Regions from separate parts of the Homo sapiens genome. Here region 2 is linked to region 1. A link is a contact called in ENCODE Hi-C or POLR2A ChIA-PET data. All regions are on one chromosome and are shown on one strand. The core of a region is the stretch at or near the end of the contact, and the rest is flanking DNA. Distances in the headings are between cores, read along the strand shown.

Region 1 (4,199 bases), core at 595-3,094:
GAGGACCCCACCAGTGCATCCCTACATTGAGATTCAGCCAGCAGGGGGATTCTTATTTTCTTAAGAAATAACAATCAGGGCCAGGCACGGTGGCTCACACCTGCAATCCCAGTACTTTGGGAGGCCAAGGCGGGCGGATCATGAGGTCAGGAGATCGAGACCATCCTGGCTAACACAGTGAAACCCTGCCTCTACTAAAAATACAAAAAATCAGCTGGGCGTGGTGGCGGGCATCTGTAGTCCCAGACACTTGGGAGGCTGAGGCAGAAGAATTGCTTGAACCTGGGAGACGGAGGTTGCAGTGAGCCAAGATCGTGCCACTGCACTCCAGCCTGGATGACAGAGAGAGACCCCACCACAAAAAAAAAAGAAAGAAAGAAAGAGCAATCAGATATTTTTATGACTTTCTCCTGAACATTTATTCAATTTCTTCCTGGGTTGTTTGGCCATGAACATCCACATCACATGAAAAGTACCAGAGACGCTGTGTGTTAGTTTAATGATTAAGGCATTAAATCGTAGATAACTATGCAAGTGATCAGGAGTAAATTTAACCACACATAATGGTCATGACAAATAGTCCACAAGAGGTATAAGAGAAAATAAATACAAACAGCCATTAAGCACTTGAATATGTCAGAATGAATTTTTACAAATATTAATTTTAAAAATTATTTAATGGCTTCATCATGTATTTGGGGCATAACAGGCATCTAATTATGTATAGTGACAGAAAACACCTTGGTTTTCCATGAGCATCTGCAGAGACAGGCTGGCCAAATCAGTGCTGCCTTCAGCTCAGAAGACCCATGGCAAAACCGACAGTTTTCTTCTGGATTCAACTCACAGAGCCAGCAAGGGGCAAGAAAAGTCAACAGAACAGAAACGCCAGACCTAGAAGGCAAGAACATATTAAGGATGGTGATTTGCCTTCACCAAGGCACCCAAAATGTTTGTTTTTTCCTTCAGTGGGGGGAAAAAAAAGGAGCAGAGCTGTATTGAGTTCCTTCCAGCAAAGTGTGGAAAAGAGAACCAAACCGAGTGGAAATCCTAAGACAAAAACTGCAGAGCGAGACGTGAGACAGCAGGCCGTGCGCTCTGAAAGGCATCTCTGCCGCCTGCTGATAAGCCCCGTCCATTTCTATGTACTTTTGTCAATAACTGAAAAGCAGTGAAATCTGACTAGCCCGCTCTCCACACAGCGCATAACTGATTGGAACTCAACGGACTGTGAGAATTTCTCAGGAAAATGAACCCCAACTCCCTTCACTTGGGGCCACGGACTCACATGACACCACAGTTCAGGGAAACGGACGTTTTCAGGATGTGCACATGCCAATGTCTAATGGAGAGAGCCTGATTTCCAGGCCTTGTTTTTGACTACTTCGTTGCAATCCCACTAACAAACTTGTGCATGTTTGCTATAAAAACAACCAGACTGTGTTATTTATTACCTCAAATGTAATCACCTTACAATCTTATTTCTGCCTCTATTAATAAGTAGAAGTTTCACTGCTTAAAATAAATGGCAAAAGTATTTTATTTAGGATGAATTATTCTACACTGAAAGATACTTTCCAGTAAGAAAAGCAGAAAAGAAGGGTATGTGAAAATATGCAGAAATAAGAGGCCCAGAGCCAGCCTGTTTTGATACTGGTGTTTTCTGAGCTAAGAGCTAAGTGTTGGGTACCTTTAATTCTCCGTTGAAAATATGACACTTGATCACCTCATCGTGAACTGTCTCTCAAAATAGAGACTGGGCCTCCCAGAGGATCCCTGGGCTGGCGAAACCTGAGCTGAGTGGCTCTGACAGGCACTGCTGAGCAACCATGTGGCCTCTGGGCACTTCTTGTCCACTGTTAGACCTGCGGCCACCCACCCTCAGGCACAGCCCTGCCCGGCAAGGCCAGACCTGGCATCGGGCTCGCCCACTTCCCAAATAACACCACCATCAAGAGTTCCGAAAAGGCCGAGCGCAGTGACTCACGCCTGTAATCCCAGCACTCTGGGAGGCCTAGGCAGGCAAATCACTTGAGCTTAGGAGTTCGAGACCAGCCTGGGCAACACAGAAAAACCCCCTCTCTACGAAAAATACAAAAACTAGCCGGGCGTGTTGGTGTGTGCCTGTAGCCCCAACTATTCTGGTGGCTGAGGTGGAAGAATTGCTTGGGCCCAGGAGGTGGAGGCTGAAGTGAGCAGAGATGGCACCACTCCACTCTAGCCTGGGTGACAGATCAAGGCCCTGTTTCAGAAAAAAAAAAAAAAAAAGAAAGAAAGAAAGAAAAAGAAAAGAAAGTTCAGAACACAGAACCCTGACTGAAGGGCCAGGGCTGGACAGCAGGCTGGACTAGACCAGGGCACATGCTGTGGAACACGTCGCTTGGGTTTACTGATTGATCTGGGGCCACCTGAACCTCAGTTACCTTTGGAAAGAGAGAGACAGAGAGAAAGAGCACTAGAGGAGGTGAGGGAGGGAGAGAGAAGAGAGGGAGAAAAGGATGGAGGGAGAAAGAGAAGACTTTATCTCTGAGGCTATTCCACTCCAAAAGTTCTGTTCCCTCCACAACCTGTCTCTGGGGGTCCTGAGGGACAGTCTGCAGCCCTCACAACGCTCATGCCTGTTCCTATGGATATCTCCAGCCTTGGCCTGGCATTTCCTCCTCCACTAATCTGCACTTCCAATCTCCACCATGCTCTGAAGTCAAGCAGCCCAACCTGTTGACAGCCCACGAAGAAACACACCATCTTCGTATGCACCCTAACACCACAATTCTCCAAGTTAACCCCTCTCAGTTTTATATCGTGGCCCCCAGGTTTGGAGGACGGGCGATTCCTTGATGTACCCAGTCTTTCTTGATTGGATTGAGGGAATCCAGTGTTAGGTCTGCTGTGCTGTGACAGCTGACAGGTCAGGGATCTGAAGGGACTGTGTGATGTGGCTAAGCAAGTGCAGCTGCCCTGCATCTCTTCCTACGTCCAAGAACCTCTTGGGCCCTTCCTTTAGCCCCCAGACACCTTGAACAACCAGATACAAAACTGTGGTGGGAGTTTTTGTTGCAGAACTTTTATATCCAGAACTTTTGCTGCAAGTGCGTGATTTCCAGAGAGCAATTATATCACCTCAGCCTAAAGCCAAGCACCGGAAACAGCCGCGGACATCCCTGACCTTGAGAAGGCTTCCCTTTGCCCACCACCCACGGCTTCCCATTGGCTGGACAAAACCCTGCACCACAGGGCAGGTGCTGGTTTGGAGGGGCCTGAAGTTAACAGTCTGAGAGGCCTCTTTAAGATAAAGAACACAAAAGCACAACAAACATTGTAAGTCAGGCAGTGAGCTTGGCCCAACATGGGAGGCCCTGACTCTCTAGCCTCAGCAAAAACACAGACCACTTTTCCAGCTGACTACCCACCCCCTCCTGCACTCTTCCTGGGCCGAGAGGGCCCCCACCATTCACACAGTCCACCTTCTACTCCCCGCCAAGGCAGAACACTTCAGCTTGGCTAAAGAAATGAGAAAAACTTAACAGAAACCCCGACATCCCCTTGGAAAAAAAACATAATGTTTTCAAAAAAAACCCTTCCCCTTTTACGTAAGCAGGGGCCTGGGCTCACTTGGTGTGTCCTCCAGTGGAAGGAAACTAACGCTGACCAACACTCAAATGTACCAACATACCAAGCCTCTGACGGCAACCTAGCCAGGAACGGTCATCCCACTTAACAGACAGAAAACTGAGGCCCAGAGCCCTTACAAGGAGTGCTGGGACAATCTAAGAAATGGAAAAATCCAGTTTCTGTTTGCAAGTGATTTAAAACATAGAGGGGGATTCAGAGGTAGAGGTTACAGTGCAACAGGCACTGGGCAGAAATGAGAAATCTTATGAACCATTCAGAGGAAGAGACAATTTTTCCAGGGGAGATGCATGAAGGCCTCACAGAGGACAGGACAGGGCAGGGCTCTGGGTCACGGGGAGGAGGCTTGGGGCTCAGCAGGAGGGTACACCCATTCACTCCTGGTGAAGGAGACTTTAAGAAAACTTAGGGATCCATCCCCTTCTGAATGAAGCAGCTCATGACTGGAAACTTACACTTTTTATTGCTTGGTGTTCTCATCAGCCAGAACCAAACTCAAAGTCCCTGGCTTGAGCTGAAATTTAGGGTAGTGCCTTGGGAAAGAGCCTGGGCACTAACAGGGAGGGGCT
Region 2 (4,544 bases), core at 1,205-3,704, 140 kb after region 1:
CCAGATTGCCTCAAAATCTCGAGCTGCTAAGGCTGGGAAGAGCCTGAGATGTCATCAGTTCAGCTCAATCCTTAGTTGCTGCCCTGCCCACTTCTGCCCACCCCCATTTCACAGGCGAGCCTCTGGGAAGGGCAGTGGTTTGCTCAAACTACATATCAGCCCAGGGCTGGCCACAGTTCTGAGTCCCAGCCAGTACTTATCTTTTCTCTAAGTTTTGGTCCATTATTTTTTTTCTTTTATGGATTCAGCCTATCTTTTTAGAAAAATGAATTTTAAAAACATATATTCATTCATATCATAAAAGTATCATAGGCTTATTGTAAAAAAATCAAACAGTGTTGGGTACAGTGGCTCACACCTGTAATCCCAGCACTTTGGGAGGCCAAGGCAGGTGGTTCACGAGGTCAGGAGTTCGAGACCAGCCTGGCCAATACGGTGAAACCCCCGTCTCTACTAAAAATACAAAAATTAGCCTGGTGTGGTGGTGCGCATCTGTAGTTCCAGCTGCTCAGGAGGCTGAGGCAGAAGAATCACTTGAACCCCGGAGGCAGAGGTTACAGTGAGCAGAGATCATGCCACTGCACTCCAGCCTGGAGGATAGAGCAAGACTCCATCTCAAAAAAAAAAAAAAAAAAAAAAGATTTACTGAAACATTGCAAAGATCATATAGAAAGTTTTCTTACATGCTTCACCAGTTTGCCTTCCATCAACATCTCACGCAACTATGGCACATTTGTCAAAACTAGGAAACTGATATTGGTACAACATGATTCACCAAACTCCAGACTTTGTTGGGATTTCACCAGCTTTTCCACTAATGTCCCTTCTTCCTTTCCAGAATCCAGCTCAAGAAACCACATGGCATTTGGTCATCTGCCATTGCATTCCTTTACGTGTGATGATCAAAGTAATAATTCTCTCTCTTTTACAGGTGAGGAAAGAAGTGATTCAATGGCCAAAGGATTGCCCTGTCACATCTAGGAGGCGAAGGCAGTGCAATAAAGGGTTTATTACTTGGCTAAATTTAGAACCGGAATTTATGTGGTGTGACCTTGAGCCTTTGTCTTCCTGTCTGAATGATAGGATCATAGATTAATCCTTCTTTCCAGGCAGTGGTGGGGACTAAATGAGATAATATATATGGGCATATGCGTGCCAAAGAAATGGTACCTGCTGCTCTTGTTATTACTGTCAGTATCGCCATCAGGAGCCTTGATCCCAGGTAGACTGCCTAACTGCTGAAACCTAGCTTCTTGTCCAGCGTGGTCAATCATCCCACCTCTCCAGCCTCACCCCAGACAAGACAAACAAGAGCTCAGGAAATAAATGTTAGTTTTGACACCCTTCCTTACCCTCAAAACTTAAAGAGGTTGACACACTTTCTTACCCTTAAAACTTAAAGACCTTGTTAAAACTCAAGGTCAAATAGCTGGCTAGGAGCTTAACCAGAGAGATAACCTAGTTTTTTTTGTTTGTTTGTTTTTTGAGATGGAGTTTTTGCTCTTGTCGCCCAGGCTGGAGTGTAATGGCGCGATCTTGGCTCACTGCAACCCCTGCCTCCCAGGTTCAAATGATTCTCCTGTCTCAGGCTCCTGAGTAGTTGGGATTACAAGCGTCCACCACCATGCCTGGCTAATTTTTGTACTTTTAGTAGAGACGGGGTTTCATCAAGTTGGCCAGGCTGGTCTCGAACTCCTGACCTCAGATGATCCACCCGCCTCAGCATCCCAAAGTGCTGGGATTACAGACATGAGCCACCATGCTGGGCTGTTTTTTGTTTGTTTGTTTGTTTGTTTGTTTGTTTTTGTAGAGATGGGGTCTCTCTCTGTTGCCCAGGCTGAAATAGAACTCCTGGGCTGAAGTGATGCCCCTGCTTTGTTTCCCAAAGTGCTGGGATTATAGACATGAGCCACTTCACCCAGCCTAAGCAGCTAGGTCTTGCTAAGACCTTGTCCCATCCACTGGGCAGAACCCCTCCCTCTTCTCTTCCTCCTCCCCTTGCCTCCCTTCCCATTCAGAGACTGCCCTGGGGAACAGAAGCTACCTGCCGGCTGCTCTTAACTCCACTTGATGGGATGCCCTGCAAGGGACCCCAGCATCTCTTCTGGCCTAAAGGAGCTGTCATAAACACCTGATGAAGGAAGTGTTGCAAGATCATTTTCAAAAAAAGGTGAAATTATGACTTTCACATAGATAGAAAATGAATAGGTATTAACCATTTTATTTAACTCATAAGGGGGCCAGGTGACGTTATAACCAGCTCAACAGGGCAGCTGAGAACAGTCACATTCACAGGTCAGGAATAGTGAAATGAATGTGCAAATGGAAACTGGTTTTTCAACAAGAGAGTGAGGGAGAACCTCTACTAGACAGGGCAATATATCATTTGCCTACAATTTACAGAGCTGTAAAGTAGCTCAAAGACAACAAAAGGCTAGAATCTGATAACCAGGAAGTGTGTGCTGTGTGTAGATAGTGCATTATTTTCTGCTGAATCACATTTTTTTCTGCAGAAGGAAGGTTATGAGCAGGGTACACTCCAGAGTCTCTAATGTGATGATCACTCTCTGAGAATTAGTATGAGTCATATAAGATACAAGGACCTTTCTGGATGGATTGGGAAAATTATATCTCACTTGCAAGCAAGAGGCCTGCAGTCTAAAGTCCCCCTCTTAAGATGCAGGTCTTGGCTTGGCGCGATAGCTCATGCGTGTAATCCTAGCACTTTGGGAGCCCAAAGCAGGAGGATCACTTGAGCTCAGGAGTTCAAGACCAGCCTGGGCAACACAGACTTCATTTCTAAAAAAAAAAAAAAAAAAAAAAAAAAAGATGCAGGTCTTAGCTGGGCACAGTGACTCACTCCCGTAATCCCAGCACTTTGGGAGGTTGAGGTAGGAAAACTGCTTGAAGCCAAGAGTTCCAGACCAGCCTGAGCAACATGGCAAAACCCCATCTTTACAAAAAATTTTAAAAATTAGCCAGGTGTGGAGGTGCATGCTTGGAGTCCCAGCTACTCGGGAGGCTGAGGTAGGAAGGCTGCTTGAGCCCAGGAGATTATCAAAGCTGTAGTGAGCCGTGTTTGCATCACTGTACTCGAGCCGAGGCAACAGAGTGAGATCCTGTTTCAAAAAAAAGGCAGAGCTCAAGACATTAAAGTTTATTTTTCAGTTGTACTTTGGCACCTGTGTTACATGATCGGTTCTGGAACATTCTAGAACGTGGATTTCTGAAGTGGGTCTGTAGTGGAGGCCTATAGAGTTTTCACTGGACCTGCTTTGATCCTGTCTCTGCTGTGCAGCCTCGTGCAGTTATACTAGCTCTCTGATGTGCAGCTTCCTCCTCTTTGAGGATGTCAATATTGATACTTCATATATTATTTTGTTACCTAAACTACATTAAAGTTAGGAGAAAATTTCTTGGAAAATGTCCTTAGTCCCTACAATTCTTACTTATCAGCCCAGCCTCCTCCCCTCTTCCCATCCCGGTCCCGTCCCCTCGGCTCTCCATTCAATTCCCCATTTCCACCATTTGTCTCTCTAGTAGGGTAGAGAGGGGCTTGGGTTGCCCTGGAGGGGCTGGCCTGTGCTGAGTGAAGTTCACACCTGGGTGTGCCCTCAGGAAAGGGGCCCCTGGGGACAGGGTAACCATCAGAAAGGCTCAGGGCTCCCCAGTGCGCCATGCTGTCCTTTGTCCCATCTCTGATTCTGTGCTTACTGTGCCCAAGTATGGAATTGCAGGGTAGCAGCATGGGGACTTCCAGGTGGGCCCCTCCTAGCAGTGGGGGTTTCAGCCAATGAAGAATTCAGTCTCCTGACATAGGTCTCCCTTCAAAAGGGCGTGTCTCCAGGACAGCTGCAGCAATTCCATATCCATATCACTCACTTTCTAGTTTTTTTGTTTTGTTTTGTTTTTGAGACAGGGTCTTGCTCTGTGGCCCAGGCTGGAGTGCAGTGGCGTGGTGCGATCTCAGCTCACTGCAACCTCTGCATCCCGGGCTCAGGTGATCTTTCCACCTCAGTTTCTCAAGTAGCTGGGACCACAGGTGCCCACCACACCCAGCTAATTTTTCTATTTTTAGTAGAGATGGAGTTTCTCCATGTTGCCCAGGCTGGACACTTTCTTTCTTTCTTTTTTTTTTTTGACAGAGTCTTTCTCTGAGATGAAGTCTGGCTCTGTCCCCCAGGCTGGAGTGAAGTGGCATGATCTTTGCACACTGCAACCTCTGTCTCCTGGGTTCAAGCGATTCTCCTGTGTCAGCCTCCTGAGTAGCTGGGATTACAGGCGTGCACTACCACAGCTGGTTAATGGCTAATTTTTGTATTTTTAGTAGAGGTGGGATTTCACCATGTTGGCAAGGCTGGACTCAAACTGCTGACCTCAAGTGATCTGCCTGCCTTGGCTTCCCAAAGTGCTGGGATTACAGATGTGAACCACCGTGCCCAGCCTGCCATCCTTTTTAAGGCTGAAGAATCTTCCATTGTCTAGATAGACCACATCTTGTCATCTGTTCTTCTGTTGATGGACACTTGGTTCCTTCCCCCTTT

The links. Hi-C counts contacts between places; a loop is a spot of excess contacts on that map. ChIA-PET counts read pairs that join two places held with the same protein, here RNA polymerase II (POLR2A). Pooled maps may share reads with other maps.
Region 2: POLR2A ChIA-PET joins it to region 1 with 26 read pairs in PC-9. The contact joins two enhancer-like sites. A Hi-C loop is called at or near these places in 14 of 168 maps with a recorded cell type or tissue (Caco-2, Calu3, HCT116 and 10 more) and 15 of 50 pooled maps. POLR2A ChIA-PET finds 5 or more read pairs at or near these places in 1 of 52 experiments (PC-9).

Annotation. Positions count from the first base shown.
Region 1 is chr7:51,232,452-51,236,650 of GRCh38, forward strand. The region is part of intron 1 of COBL (cordon-bleu WH2 repeat protein); the gene reads right to left. Among named protein-coding and RNA genes, the nearest start is that of COBL, 82 kb to the right of the region's middle. RefSeq lists an enhancer at 1,403-1,922. Within about 2 kb of position 1,845, at least 5 of the 41 ENCODE cell types and tissues checked have a DNase peak (open chromatin) inside an H3K27ac peak, as active enhancers do.
Region 2 is chr7:51,374,162-51,378,705 of GRCh38, forward strand. No RefSeq gene overlaps it. Among named protein-coding and RNA genes, the nearest start is that of COBL, 60 kb to the left of the region's middle. Within about 2 kb of position 2,455, at least 3 of the 41 ENCODE cell types and tissues checked have a DNase peak (open chromatin) inside an H3K27ac peak, as active enhancers do.